Regions from separate parts of the Homo sapiens genome. Here region 1 is linked to region 2. A link is a contact called in ENCODE Hi-C or POLR2A ChIA-PET data. All regions are on one chromosome and are shown on one strand. Each heading gives the region's core, a stretch centred on a gene start or an enhancer-like site at or near the end of the contact. The rest is flanking DNA. Distances are from core to core; before and after follow the strand shown.

Evidence for each region. Hi-C counts contacts between places; a loop is a spot of excess contacts on that map. ChIA-PET counts read pairs that join two places held with the same protein, here RNA polymerase II (POLR2A). Pooled maps may share reads with other maps.
Region 1: a pooled map shows a loop between it and region 2 (7-fold over the local background). The contact joins the promoter of NUDT16L1 here to the promoter of NLRC3 in region 2. A Hi-C loop is called at or near these places in 1 of 50 pooled maps. POLR2A ChIA-PET finds 5 or more read pairs at or near these places in 2 of 52 experiments (H1 and activated B cell).

What each region holds. Positions count from the first base shown.
Region 1 is chr16:4,690,806-4,695,057 of GRCh38, forward strand. NUDT16L1 (nudix hydrolase 16 like 1) reads left to right here and starts at 2,757. Exons shown (of 3, transcript NM_032349.4): 1 at 2,757-3,074; 2 at 3,173-3,433; 3 at 4,153-4,252. The coding sequence starts at 2,922. MGRN1 (mahogunin ring finger 1) reads left to right here. Exons shown (of 17, transcript NM_015246.4): 17 at 1-167. RefSeq lists enhancers at 2,328-2,417, 2,669-3,176, 3,177-3,684 and silencers at 2,608-2,967, 3,078-3,577.
Region 2 is chr16:3,575,032-3,579,510 of GRCh38, forward strand. It overlaps NLRC3 (NLR family CARD domain containing 3), which reads right to left and starts at 2,372. Exons shown (of 20, transcript NM_178844.4): 1 at 2,118-2,372. It overlaps LOC105371060 (a long non-coding RNA gene), which reads left to right and starts at 2,472. Exons shown (of 2, transcript XR_001752061.3): 1 at 2,472-4,022; 2 at 4,356-4,479. RefSeq lists enhancers at 3,456-3,505, 3,536-3,715 and a silencer at 4,156-4,255.

The DNA of each region.
Region 1 (4,252 bases), core at 1,507-4,006, 1.1 Mb after region 2:
CAAGGCCCCAGCCTCTGGCCATCAGTCCTGGTGCCAGAGCTTTGCGTGAAGTTCGGGCCGCAGAGTGGCCCGCTGGGACTCCCATGTGCTGCCGTCTGATGTGCTCAGATGGGCTCATCGTTGGTTCGTTTTTACTGTATATTTATAGTAATAAAATCATGCAGCAATATCCTGTCTGCTCCTTCCTCCGGGTGCAGCCCTCAGGATTGTGGCTGTTTCCTGACCCGGAGTTTTGCCGCTGGGTGGTTGGCGGTGGCTCCCGCACCGTGGCAGCTCCACGGCCTCTGCCTGGCTTCCCTCTGGGGTCAGGGCAGTGAGCAAGGTGAGGGCTAACGAGAACGGGCAGCTCCCAGCCATCCCTGTCAGGGCTAGTTGTCTGGTTGGAGGGAAGCCACACCCTCCAGATTGGGCTCTCTCGTGAACAGGTGGTTGGGGAGCCCAGGGCCTCCAGGTTTGTGAGTAGTCGCTCCGGTCCCCATCTCTAGTCCTGATCATCTCAAGGCATTTGCTGAGCACCTGCTGTGCGTCAGTGGAGGCAGAAGAGCTGAGGCCCCGGCCCTGGCCCCGGGCGCCTGCCTTCCAGGCAGTGAGATGCCCAGCAGCTAATCAGAATCCTGCCAGGTTTGGTTACTATTAGGAAGAAAGTCAGCATGGTGGTGAGATGAACCCGTACAAGGTCTCATTTAACCGGGTGGCAGGGAGGGCCTCTCTGAGGAGACTTAAACAGCCCTGAGGGCTGAGGAGGAGCTGGCCCTGGAAGAGTGTTCCAGGTGGCAGGAGTGAGCCTGATGTGTCCCCTGGGGACGGAGCCCCTGGCTGGAGTGAAGGGTGCTGGATAGATACTGAAGAGCTTGTAGGGGCTGCTGGAGTGTTTTTATAAGGGGGAGTCAGTTTTAAAAACAGGCTTCCAAGCGGAGAAGCAGTGCTAGCACCCTGCGGCTGGCGTGTGGAGGCCGGACGGTGGGAGCAGGTCTAGCTGCCCATGGTTGTGGGCTCGCAGGCTGGAGCCCGGCCCCAGGCCTCTGCACAGCCCCCGCTCCCCTGCCCAGGGAGTGGCCAGTGCCCCAGGGCACCCACCACACCACTGCCTACCACTCAGGGCCCCAGCTCCTTTGCGTGCAGGTCAAGCTGCCACCATGGCCCTTCTTTGAAGACTGTGAGGGTGGAGGGAAAGCCCGTGTTCTAGCCCATCAGTCCCTGCCCCGAGAAGGCTGCCACCCATGGGCCCTGCAGCTGCTCTGACCTGCCTGGGTCTGGCCCCATCCCAGTGTGGGTAGAGGGGTGCCCAGGGTGTCAGACGGGTGCTTGCATGGGCCAGATGGGCTCCCCCTCTGTACCTCCCAGAAGAGCCAGCGCTTGTATTGATGTCTGGTCTCGGGGAGGGGCTGCAGCAAGGGGAGCCTCTCCTCCTCTGCCCCTGCGTCCCACGGGCCCTGGGCGCTGGCTGGGCTTGGCTGCCTAGGGGTGGGGCCCTCTTTGGGTGAGAGGACCCTTCCCCTCGCTGCCCTCTCGCCTTCTCACATGGTCGCTCACTCTGGAATCTGGACTTCCCCTGCTGCTTGCAGCTGTCCCATGTGACCCCTGACCCACTGGTGGCCACAGGAGGAGAGAGAGGTGCCCTCTCTGGGTCCTTATTCTCCACATCTGAGGCCACCACGGACCTAACAGGTGAGTTTCCAATGCCCACCCTCTCCCTCTCTCTTCTCCTGCCTGCCTCCACTGAAGGCAGCCTTCTCTGTGCCAGCGAGCTCGGCCTCACTGCACGGCTCTCCCGAGGCTGTGCCCCAGCCCTGGGCACCCATGCTGTGAGTGCAGGCAGGGGGGTTCATGTGCTCAGCAAATCCATTCCCCTGGTGGGGAGGAAAGTGGCCCTGGGCCCTGCTGCTGGTGAGGTGAGCCTTGCCATCATGGAGTTCAGGGCACCTCGCTCTGCCTTGGGCTGTTTCGGATGCTTCTGAGCCCCAGAGACATCTCCAGTACAAACACAAGGTAAGTGGTAAGTACCTCAGGCCCTTGTGGAATCGGGATTCTGCCTCTGTCATCAACTGCCAGTTGTACTTAGGCAAGTTATGTCCCTCTCTGAGCTCCAAGTTCCTCATCGTAAATTGGGGAAACCCCTCTTCCCCCCACAGTACCTGGCACAGGGTGCCCGGCTTGGAGGATGCTGGAAAGGTCCAGCCCCGGAATTTAAGTCACTTTCTGCCCAGCAAGCTGGGTCCACAGAGCCCCAGAGCTCCCGGTCGTCCGCCCTGACCCAGCGTGGACTCGGGGACTGGGGCACTCAAGCCCTGCCAAGCCCTGCTCCCCGTGCTGTCCTGGATCGAGCCTGCCAGCAGGGTGGCTAGGTCGGGACAGCTGTCGTGCATGGCAGGCGAAGGCCATCTCCCTCCGGGCTTGGGTCCGGTGGCGCTGGCGGAGCAAGGCTCCGGGGCATCTCTGGCTCGTGTGGTCGTGCCAAGGGTGCCATTGCGGATGGACGGGGCCATGCGGGCCGGGTCGGCCTCCTGGGGAGAAACGGGTGGGCGCAAGGGGATCGGCGCCATCGAGGGTGGAGAAACCGCAGGGAATTTCGGCTGTCCGCTTTGGGGCGCCAAGGAAGATGTTCGTCGCCCACAATGTCAACCTTGAGCCACCACGGCACCGACCAGTCGTCTAGGCTCTCCCGTCGGAGGCGGGGCCGCCGCCCAGGGTGTGCGACTATTGGGTGACGGCTGACGCGCACCGCCCTCCTTTGCACACCGCCCGCAGCACCTCTCGACGACGCACCGCGGCGCTGCGAGGGGCTCGGTCCCGGGGCGCGCCGGCGATTGGCGGGGGAACCGGACCCGGGGGCGCGGCCGCCCGCGGATTGGCGAGGCACGGCGGGGGCGGGCTCGCGCATGCTCTTAAGTGGCAGCGGCGGGGACGGGGTCAGTGCCAAGATGTCGACGGCGGCGGTTCCGGAGCTGAAGCAGATCAGCCGGGTGGAGGCGATGCGCCTAGGGCCGGGCTGGAGCCACTCGTGCCACGCCATGCTGTACGCCGCCAACCCTGGGCAGCTCTTCGGCCGCATCCCCATGCGCTTCTCGGTGCTGGTGAGGACGGGCGAGGGCGCGGGCGAGGGTGCCGGCGCGGGCGGGCCCGGGCGGGGGCGTCCGTCGACCCCGCGGCTGTGACCCGCGCTCCCTTGCAGATGCAGATGCGTTTCGACGGGCTGCTGGGCTTCCCCGGGGGCTTCGTGGACCGGCGCTTCTGGTCGCTGGAGGACGGCCTGAACCGGGTGCTGGGCCTGGGCCTGGGCTGCCTGCGCCTCACCGAGGCCGACTACCTGAGCTCGCACCTGACCGAGGGCCCACACCGCGTCGTGGCGCACCTGTACGCGCGGCAGCTGACGCTGGAGCAGCTGCACGCCGTGGAGATCAGCGCGGTGCACTCGCGCGACCACGGCCTGGAGGTGGGGCCGCCGCCCGGGCCCCGCCCCCCGCCCCGGGGTTTGGCTCTGGCCCCGTGGAAGGCACCGATGGGTAACACGTCTCCTGAGGGTCCCCTGGCCGGGCTGGGTCGGGTGTCGCTGTCTCCAGCAATGGGGTGGGGAGAGGGGTCTGGGGCTGGGAGGCCGGGAAAGGAGGGGCGGGGGTGGGGGCCGGCGCTGGGGCTCCCTCAGGGCTGTGTTACATCCGCCTTGCTGCCTGCCATTGCCAATCCTGGGAGTGGGGGAGTGGGATCGGTGGGGAGGAAGGGATGGGGGAGGAGCGGGGATTGCTTGGGGAGTTGGGAAACTTGAGCACAGCGGGGGTTGTAAAACTTGGGAACCTCATGTTGGGCGTGAAGGCTCTTGGGATTTGTACTTTGTGGTCTGGAAGGGCTGGACTGCGGGTGTTCAGGCTTCGTTGGGTGGACGGGGGGAGCATGGGGTGCGGACCCCGGGGTGGGGTGGCCTGGGTACGAGGGGGGGGAGTGCATGGGGTCAGCCTCCACACTTGCTTGGGGAGGAGGGGGCTGCACTGCTCCGAGGGAGCTGGCTGGCTTCTGCCAGGCCCTGCGTGGGTCTCCCATTAAGTCCTTGGCAAAGCTGGCTGCTCATACCCTGGCCTCATAGCTTCCAGGCCCCTCCTGCTGGAGGTGCCATTGTGTGGCAGGCCTGGCCCCAACCCCTACCTCCTGTCTGCGCAGGTGCTGGGCCTCGTGCGGGTCCCGCTGTACACCCAGAAGGACCGAGTCGGAGGCTTCCCCAACTTCCTGAGCAACGCCTTCGTGAGCACGGCTAAGTGCC
Region 2 (4,479 bases), core at 1,122-3,621:
TAAGCATAGCTTATGTCATACTGGAGACATACCAAAGAAATGGATTATTTGAAATTCACATTTGACCAAGTGTCCTGTATCTGATCTGGCATCCCTGCTCAGGCCCCATTCAGACGAAACGTGGCTTTCATCCTGGACACTGTCCCTAAGAAGGACAGAGGAGGGGGTGCAGGTGAACCAACCCCCCTGCCATTGCCAGCACCTCCCAGGACCAGCCCCAAAGGCTGATGGGGGCTGGTTACCTGGCTGCCACCGCTGCCAGGCCCTGCACGCAGCCCTAACATCCCCCTGGCAGGCTGGAGCCTTCCACAGACCTCTCAGCCGAGTGAGGTCGCGAGGCCGCAGACGCCACTATGGATGGTCAGGCGGCCCCTGTGAGCGCAGCTGAAAGACAGAGAGACTGAGGACAGGTGGGACTCGGGTTGCTTTGGGGGATCTGAAGGCCAGAGGTCGCTCCACAGCTGGTTTGAGCTGCTGCGAGCAGGGCGAGGCCAGAGGGACGAGTAGGTGCCACTGCTGCCTCCTCCCCGGGAGCCTCCCAGGTAGCACCAGGTTTCACCCCTAGAGCTTTGTCTGTGAGCGAAGGTGAACCTGAGGCCTTCCTGGTGTGGTGTGGGCTCAAGCCCAGTTCCTCAGGCTCAGCAAGTGGCCTGCTGCCTCATTCCTGAGAAGCCTCAGTCCCGACGGACTAGCCGCCTCTGCCCATCACCCGCCCACCTGATCTGTGCCTCAGTCCTTGCCGGGACCTGCTGGGTCCTTCCCTGCCACTTGGCGCCCGGGTGGGACTTCCCAGTGCTGGCTGCCTACCTGGGCTGCCAGTATCTCCCACCACGGCTGCTTGGATGCTCCTCTCTTCCCACATCCTGCCCCTGCCCCCTCCCAGGGCCTTGGAATTCAGGACTCGGTTCTCTCGAGGTGGCCCCAGCATCATCACTTGAGCTCAAAAGCCTTCCCGAAGGAAGAAGGAAGTGGCACCTGCACCTCAGGGCCCTACCCTGCTCACTGCATGGACCCCTGGAGTCCAAGGGGTGGAGAGGCCCAGCCCTGGGGAGCCCAGCACCCTGGGACAGAAGAAGAGGGGTGCAGCCTGCAGCCTGTGATGGCCAACAGTGAGCCCCAGGCTCAGGGTCACCTCCAGGGAGGGGTCCAGAAAAACACCAGGGCCTCTGGAGCCTGGCCATAGGGGAAGACCCTGCAGCCAACACCCAGGCTGGCCCAGGGCAGTGGCACTTCTTCCGAGAAGGCCTCTGCGGTTGCCGTCTCTCTCGACCCTTGTCTCACCCAAGGCTGTGGGCAGGAGAGGCCCTGGGGCTGCCCACTCGCCTGGGGGCGGCGCCTGCACCCTCCCTGCCCCTCATGACCTCGCCCCTCCTGTGCTGTCACCTCCATCTACAGGTGGGGTGCTGAGGCCCAGAGAAGTAGCCTCCCATGGGGGGTCCCAGTGCCAGGAAGGGTGCCCAGGTCTGCCGATTCCCCAGGCCGTGGCTCAGCATCACCACTGCCTGCCCGCAGCACCTTCAAGATGCTTCCTGCTTCTCCTGGGCCATCACTGGTACCTGGGGGAGCTGGGTTTTGTCCCTGGGACCTGTCCTGGGCCATTCTTAGTTACCTGTTTTTTCTTTTCTTTTTTGTTTTGTTTTGTTTTGTTTTGGAGACAGTCTCGCTTTGTCACCCAGGATTGAGTGCAGTGGCTCGATCTCGGCTCACTGCAACCTACGCCTCCCGGGTTCAAGCGGTTCTCCTGCCTCAGCCTCCCGACTAGCTGGGTGGGATTACAGGCGTCTGCCAACATGCCTGGCTAATTTATTTTTTATTTTTAGTAGAGATGGGGTTTCACCATGTTGGCCAGGCTAGTCTCAAAGTCCTGACCTCAAGTGATCCGCCCACCTTGGCCTCCCAAAGTGTTGGGATTACAGGCGTGAGCCACCGTGCCTGGCCACATCTCTTTTTTCTACAGCATGAGCCAGTCCTGCCCCAGGAGACAGCTTCTTGGAGTCTCGTGGAGTCTCCCCAGTCCCCCTCCCCAGAGTAGCTCAGGCCTTAAGGCCACTGTCCTTCCTGCCAGCATCCCTTCTCCCTCCCCTGCCCTGCACTGAGGTCACCTGGACCCAACTTACCTCCCGGGCCTCGATGCTGCTCCAGGGACAGCAAGACTGGGGGGCCTGGGGGCGTCCATCTCCATGCTCCTGGGCTCAGCCCTGCTCCAGCTGCGTGGTGGTAGATGCCCTGGGAATCCCTGTGCCAGCCTGAGTTCTCAGGACCAGGGATCAGGGCACTTACCACGCCAACCAACCAACCGTGTGGGGGCCGAGAGCAGTGCAGCCCCGACCTTCTGCAGCCCCACCGAGCCCACCGGCTGTCCCTGTGGCTCCGGGTCCTCACCTCTTCCTGTGCTGGGCTCCACCTCATTCTTCCTTCCTGTCTGATTTCAACAGCCAACAGCCTCGCAGACACATCGAGGAGCCGGGGCACCCTGGCTTGGTCACCGCCCCCGTGCAAGTTAAGTGCGGGGGCGATGCTGGGGGTCTTGACTCTGGGATTAAGTGTCCCTGCAGGTGGCATGCTCAGGATAAAGTGGCTGGTGCCAAGGCTGTTGACACATCACCTCCATCCCGCCACAAAGGAAGCTGCCCCGCCATCAACAAATGCTTGTTTTCAGGCGGGTGGTCAGGAAATCAAGTGAGCAGCCTGAGGTCACGCAACTAGAGGGTGACCCCAGCAGGACTGGACTGTGCCCTGCCACCTCCAGGCCACCCCTGTGGCTCTCCTTATTTATTTATTTAATTTATTTATTTGAGACAGAGTCTCGCTCTGTTGCCCAGGCTGGAGTGCAATGGCACGATCTCGGCTCACTGCAACCTCCCCCTCCCAGGTTCAAGAGATTCTCCTGCCTCAGCCTCCTGAGTAGCTGGGATTACGGGCATGCGCCACCATGCCCCGCTAATTTTTGTATTTTTAGCAGAGGAGGGGCTTTGCCATGTTGGCCAGGCTGGTCTTGAACGCCTGACCTCAGGTGATCCACCCACCTTGGCTTCCCAAAGGGGTGGGATTACAGGCGTGAGCCACTGCGCCCAGCCTATTTATTTTTTGAGACAGGATCTTGCTCTGTCACCCAGACTGGAGTGCAGTGGTGTGATCTCGGCTCACTGTAGCCTCTACCTCCTGGGGCTCAAGTGATCCTCCTGCCTTGGCCTCCCAAAACACGGAGATAACAGGTGTGAGCCACTGTGCTCCCTCTTTTAACACCTCTTGCTTTCTTTTCTCTCTGTCACCCAGTAGGCACCTCTGACTCAGCTGTGCCCCATAACATCTTCCTGTGAGCAAAGGGCTCCCCAGAGGCAGGTCACCTGTACCCTAAGAGGAAACAGCAGAATGTTGCCGTCCGCGGCAGGAGATCGCACTCGGCCCCTGGAAGTGGACCTCAGTGGGTGGCCTGCCCTGACAGGGAAGGGCGTGAGGGGGAAGGACATGGCCCAGAGCAAGCCACATGAGAAAAATTACAATAAAGTATGGGACATCCGCTGGGGACAGGGAGCAAGCAACATGGGGCCACTGAGGGAAGGAGGTGACAAGGTGGGAGCCAAGGGACAGGGGTCCTGGGGTCTGAATTTTCCTCAGCAAGCAAGTGGGAGCCAGCAATGGTTGTAGAGCAGGAGAGTAGTGGGTCTGGACTCATAGAGCAGCTTGTGGCTCAGGGGAGGTAGGAGGGTTAGCTGGTTCCCCAGAGCCTGTGTGGGTGATGGGGGGGAGGGAACTGAGGCAGCAGACCAGAAGTGCTCCTGCACATTCCCCTGCCTGCCTACCTTCTTTTGTCCCTCCTTCCTCTCCCTCCCTCCCAACAATGCTTTCTGAGCACCCAGGAACCTGCTGGGTGCTGGGAGGACACGATGGACCCTCGAGAAGGCTGCCCGAGGCTCCAGGCAGGCAGAGTGCAGACCCAGCAGCTGCAGCCTCGGCTGTGGGGAGCAACAAAGGCGCCTGAAACCAGGCCGCCCACAGGATGTTGGAAACCACAGGGCCCGGTGGGTATCCGTCACATAAAAGGGGCCAGAGGCTCACACTGCCTCCCTTTGTGGCTCAGGGGGATGGATGCGGAGCCTGAGAGGACACAGCCTCATCCACGGGATCTTGGGGAGCAGCCCAACCCAGCCCAGCCCAGCCCCGCCCCGCCCCGCCCCGCCCGTTCCTCCCCCTCGCAGGAATGTCCATCAGTCCACACAGGGCTGGTCCCATTCCCCACTCTGCCCGCTCTGCTGAGAACCAGGTGGGCCGTCCTCCTGGCTCCTGGTGGAGGTGGGGGTGCTGGGCTGGGGGCTCCCTAACTGTTCTCACTCTGGGGCTTTCTGTCCACCCAGAGCTGGGGTCAGCCAGACAGGAAGCGACCTCAGCCCTTCCTAACTCAGCAACAGCGCAAGGCCCCTGCCTGCAGGCTCTTTCTTTGTAAGTGCCCTTGCCTGGGCCCAGGCTGGGGTGTGGCTC